Linked DNA regions of Homo sapiens: region 1 is linked to region 2. Evidence: chromatin contacts called from ENCODE Hi-C or POLR2A ChIA-PET data. All regions are on one chromosome and are shown on one strand. Each heading gives the region's core, a stretch centred on a gene start or an enhancer-like site at or near the end of the contact. The rest is flanking DNA. Distances are from core to core; before and after follow the strand shown. Region 1 holds the start of LIPF (lipase F, gastric type). Region 2 has its middle 30 kb from the start of LIPJ.

The links. A loop is a pair of places that touch in the nucleus more often than their neighbours do. ChIA-PET counts read pairs that join two places held with the same protein, here RNA polymerase II (POLR2A).
Region 1: a loop to region 2 is called in a map of mammary epithelial cell, with 19 times the contacts of the local background. The contact joins the promoter of LIPF here to the enhancer-like site in region 2. A Hi-C loop is called at or near these places in 1 of 168 maps with a recorded cell type or tissue (mammary epithelial cell) and 2 of 37 single-sample maps with no recorded cell type. POLR2A ChIA-PET finds 5 or more read pairs at or near these places in 2 of 52 experiments (OCI-LY7 and activated CD4-positive, alpha-beta T cell).

What each region holds. Positions count from the first base shown.
Region 1 is chr10:88,663,083-88,665,782 of GRCh38, reverse strand. It overlaps LIPF (lipase F, gastric type), which reads right to left and starts at 1,341. Exons shown (of 10, transcript NM_004190.4): 1 at 1,292-1,341.
Region 2 is chr10:88,615,476-88,618,175 of GRCh38, reverse strand. It overlaps a transcript of LIPJ not described here. Among named protein-coding and RNA genes, the nearest start is that of LIPJ, 30 kb to the right of the region's middle. Within about 2 kb of position 1,420, at least 3 of the 41 ENCODE cell types and tissues checked have a DNase peak (open chromatin) inside an H3K27ac peak, as active enhancers do.

The sequences.
Region 1 (2,700 bases), core at 92-2,591, 48 kb before region 2:
GACAGTGTGAGACTCCGTCTCAAAAAAAAAAAAAAAAAAAAAAAATCAGTTTTTAACTAAGCCTTGTTTTTACCGTGATATTTTAGGAAGAGATAAACTAATATATAAAGACTAACCAGTAGTGTTGTAACATTCAAACCAGAGGCTTTCATCAAACATTTCAGGAACCCACATGACCTCCATTAAGTGATTTGCCATTGTAAAGTGAGGACACTTAACCTACTGTTTGCGTTGGAGAACATCTCAATGGGCTCAAAGATGTTCAAGGGCAGAATAAATTTCTCAAAATGCTTGTTGCCAAGTCCTAGGAAAATACCAGTAATTAACACATACAGAGGACTCACTGTGTGCTGTACTGTGTGTTCAACATGGTATACGTGAAATGAACTATCTTGCTAAGACAGTGTTCTCATCTATAAAACAGGGCCTGTAATAGTACATTTCTCTATGTTAGGGGAATTCATTATGATAACAAAAGTAAAGTTCTTAACATGCTGGGCATCTCATAAACGTTAGTTAAATATAGTTATTATGACTATTATCTCATTTAATTCTCATAGCAACTCTATGAAGTAGGTAGCATTATATTATCCATTTTACAAATAAGCAAGGTAAGGCTAAAAGAGGACTCGCCCAACCAAATATATAGAAAGTAGTGGAGCCCATATTTTAAACTAGTCTATTTCCAAAGGCTATGTTCTTCCCCACTGTAATACTCCTTCAGTATGACCCTGGGCCAGCTTTTATAGGGACATCCCCAGGGAGATTTATATAATTTGGTCTAGACTTCTGTTTTGAAAAGTTTATAATTTAAATAAATGTTTTAATAGCCTATAAGGTTTCACAATCGTATTAATAATGATCAATTCAACAGCAGTTGATTTGGATGATATTAAATATTAAACATAGCATATTAATACAGCCAATTATATGTCACTAGATTACTGATCTATTCCTTCTCAAAAAGAAGAGTCACAGAGACTAGACTTTCACATTAGGAACTTAATAAACAAATTTGTAATTCAATAGTTAAGAAATTATGAGACTTTCACATTAGGCACTAATTGCAATAATAAACAAATTTGTCATTCCATAATTAAGAGTCTCATGTCCATACAAAAAAAAGAATAAAATAAATCAAATCCTAGAGGAATAAGCCATAATTTAAACAGATACATTTATGCAGGTGAATATGCAACAAATATCTAAGCCTTTAAAAATGCATCACTTGGGATAAAGAAAAAATCTAATAATTCAAATAACAATTTTGTTCAGCAGAAGTTCTACTTACAGTTTCCTCAGAAATAGTTAGGATTCTGTTTCTCTGGCTGGTTAGTATTTTGGTCAATGTTGTATTGACTTCTTATATACAAAACCTTCAACAATGGTCAGATTCCTCATCCACTGATTACATTACCAAAAAGACTTACTATCTGGGCATCATCTAATGTTAACAGGACAAAACTAAAAATTAAATATTGCATTCATTTTCACATAATACTGAGTGCTCACCTTTAACTTTTAACAAAGACAAATATTGGCCAAAGTAGTTCTGAGGATTAAAATGATTTAGGAACCATTAAAAATAATCCTTGATAGCCTAAACATATAAACGTTTTTGAGCCAAAGGTATAATGCAAATGATTATATAGTTTGGCTCAGATAGAGAGGCATAAAATGACAAAAGGCCACCTGTTATTCTTTAAAAATGCAGCGCATAAGCTATTTTGACTAGATGGTTAGATAAGTGAATGTGTTCAGCAAAGATTAATATTTTATTATGGTCTTTGACCAGGGTCTCAAATCCTACAGATAATGGTCTAGCTATCATACAAAACCCAGCCCTTGACCTTTAAGAACATATTTTTGGTGTCTTTTTCCTTCTAAGAAATCTAGGCTTAATACCTGGACGATGAAACAATCTGTACAACAAATCTCCAGGACACAGGTTTACCTATGTAACAAACCTGCACTTGTACCCCTAAACTTAAAATAAAAGTTAAAAAAAAGGAAACAAAAAAATCTATGGGTTATAGTTTGAACAATATGAATGTGTTTATTAAAAGTATATATTAAATTATGTTTTAAAATACAGTTGATCCTTTACAACCATCATGAGCATCTGTTGCTCGTGGGATACATGTGCGGAATGTGCAGGTTTGCTGCATAGTATACATGCGCCATGGTGGTTTGCTGCACCAATCCACCCATCATCTACATTAGGTATTTCTCCTAGTGCTATCCCTCCCATTGTCCCCTAGCCCCTGGCAGGCCCTGGTGTGTGACGTTCCCTTCCCTGTGTCCATGTGTTCTCATTGTTCAACTCCCACTTATGAATGAGAACATGCGGTGTTTGGTTTTCTCTTCCTGTGTTAGTTTGCTGAGAATGATGCTTTCCAGCTTTATCCATGTCCCTGTGAAGGACATGAACTCATCCTTTTTCATGGCTGCATAGTATTCCATGGTGTATATGTGCCACATTTTCTTTATCCAGTCTATTATTGATGGGCATTTGGGTTGGTTCCAAGTCTTTGCTATTGTGAATAGTGCTGCAATAAACATATGTGTGCATGTGTTCCCTACAGTGGAATGATTTACAATCCTTGGGGTATATACCCAGTAATGGGATTGCTGGGTCAAATGGTATTTCTGGTTCTAGATCCTTGAGGAATTGCCACACTGTCTTCCACAATGGTTGAA
Region 2 (2,700 bases), core at 171-2,670:
AATGACTGCTTTCAAATTGAAAAAAAAATACCAGCTTGAAAAAAATATCCACATGCAGATTGTACATGCAGATTGGGTGATGCTGACCTAATTATTGAGGTTGATCTGGCTTAAGAGGTTTCCAGGCCCGAAAGCATTATGACAAACTCAACTTTTTCTCATATGTGACAACTGAAGCATGAAAAGTGTAAGATCATCTAGGGAGAGTGCTGTTATCTTTGGAGTTAGCAATAGTCCATTGAGCAACATCAAATTTATTCCAAAGTAGCTTTCATTTGATTCAATCTACTAGTAGAGAGAGTAATTTTGTTGCTTAAAAAATTATTTGATATGACTTGGAAACTGCTATGATTTTTAAAGCTGTTCCCATTTCTTCCTTTATCTCCAGCCCCTCACTCCTTTCTGACACTATCTTTAGAGGAGCTTTCTGAAGCTTCCAGAACTTCTTGCAAAGAATGAGGTACCAGATATATGTTCAATAGTACCAACTAGTTCACTCAGGTGAAGGGAAGCTGTGCACTTAGCATCCTTAATTCCTGTTTTCTCTCTGTACAACCATAGCTTTCCCCTTTCTTCATCATTTCCCTCATGTATTCTCTCCTCTTCACTAATGAGCTCTTCTTTTCCTTCCCTCCTCTCTGTCTTCTCCGTTCTTATGTCAGTGACAAAAACTGATATTTCTGGACCATTGCAGAATGAACAAATAATGCAGTCAAAGGAATACATGGAAAGTAGGAGACGTATTCCTGGTATTTACTTTCTTCTTATTTTAAATATCTTTGATATAATAATTATTATGTAGGCAGATTTACTGAGTGGTTCCTCTGAATTTTTAAAGAATTTTTAAAGCTTCATATTTATTGATTTCTCAAATTATCATTGTCTAATCCTATCTCACCTAACTTCAGGTATCTAATCTCTAGCGACTGCCGTAAGTTATTCTGAGACACCTGTTGAAGGCCTCCATGTTTCTTACTCTGTCATGGCTCAGCCGGGCTTTGAATCACTGATCTGTCTTGTCCCGAGAGCATGTTTGGCATCACCAAGATCCCCTCCTTCAGCAGTCTGGTTTTTGTTTGTTTGTTTTGTTTTTAATTTAGCTTAAATTTTAGGTTTCTTCTTTACAAAATCACAAAGCAGAACTCCATGAAGGGAAGAGAGTGGTGGGGCTATGGGATTAGGGGTTAGTAAAGAGGGGGAAGAGAAAGGCCCAGAAAAGAAGCCACTTACACACTGGGGACCAAGCAGAGACTGAGCACCAGCCCAGCAGGGCCTCCATGTCCTGTTTTCACAGAGCTGGGCCAAAAGGCCTCAGAGAAGGGTTTCAGTCCTCTAGAGACTGTAGCCATTTGACAGAGCAGCTGCAGGCTGTGGCTTCTGGCAAAGCCCCAGGAAGCAGGCTTGCCTCCTCTCTTCATCTCCCCTTCTCCAGGCCAGAGAGCAGGCAGCCTCAGCCTGAGGCAGGGGTTGCGGGATACCCATCCAGCAACTTCAGGATGCTGTAGTGCTCCGTCAGAGTCTTCCAGGCCTGGTCTTTATTGGTGGGCGTCCACTTCTTCTGTAGGCGGCCGTAATCCCATGGAAGTCCTCCTTGTCCTCAGTGCCTGCCTGAGGATCCCCCGCCTCAGCTCCTGCTTTGAGGGCCTCAGCAGGTCGGGCCTCTAGGTGCGGTTAAGGGCGCTCGGCGCCAACTGAGCTCGACCTGGCGTTTGCACAGCCTGTTCACCGAGGATCTTATGCTTTGAGCCTGCTTCCTAATGGTCTGAGCTCAGATTCCAGTCGGCCCTGGGGGATCAGCCTCTCCCTGACGCAGGCCAGGGACTTTTATGAGGACCCTGAAGGGCTTGTTCTAACTGCTGAGATAGGTGAAGTGCCTTCAGCCTGGGAGGCTTTCCCCGCGGGGTCACTAACAGGAAAGTCCTCTGCAAGGAAACAGTGTTTTCCCAGGGGAAAACAGGCAAATGGAAATAAAATTCTAGTTTTATTTGTGGCTGGAGATTTGTCTATGTTTTTGTATGCATTAGCTGTTTAATCACTGTCATTATTCTACAAGAGTATTCCATTGTGAGAACACACCAAAACTTATGTATCCATTTTATTGTTTTTGCTTGTTTTTGTTTCTTTTTTGTAGAGATGGGGTCTTGCTATGTTGCCCAAGCTGGTCTCCGATTTATAGCCTCATGCGATCCTCCCACCTTGGCTTCCCAAAGTGTTGGAGTTACAGGCCTGAGCCATGGGGCCAGGCCTCCATTTTATTGTTGATAACATTTGGTTTATTTCCATTTTGGGATATTGTGAATAATGTTGCTCTGAACATTCTGTATATTCCTAGGAATTTAATTGCTAAGTCACATAGTAGATATATGTTTAGCTTTAGTAGATATTTCCAGGCCACTCTCCAAATGATTGTGCCATTTTACAGCAGTGTTTAAGAGTTTTGTTTTTCTGTATGTTGACCAAGTTTGTATTGTCAATCATTTTTCTTTGGGCCATTCTAGTATGTATGTTAGGGTATTTCTTTCTGTTTTTTTTTTTTTTTTTTTTTTTTGAGGTGGAGTCTCACACTGTTGCTGGAGCTGGAGTGCAGTGGCACAATCTTGGCTCACTGCAACCTCTGCCTCACAGGTTCAAGTGATTCCCCTGCCCCACCCTCCCAAAGCAGTGGCACAATCTTGGCTCACTGCAATCTCCACCTCACAG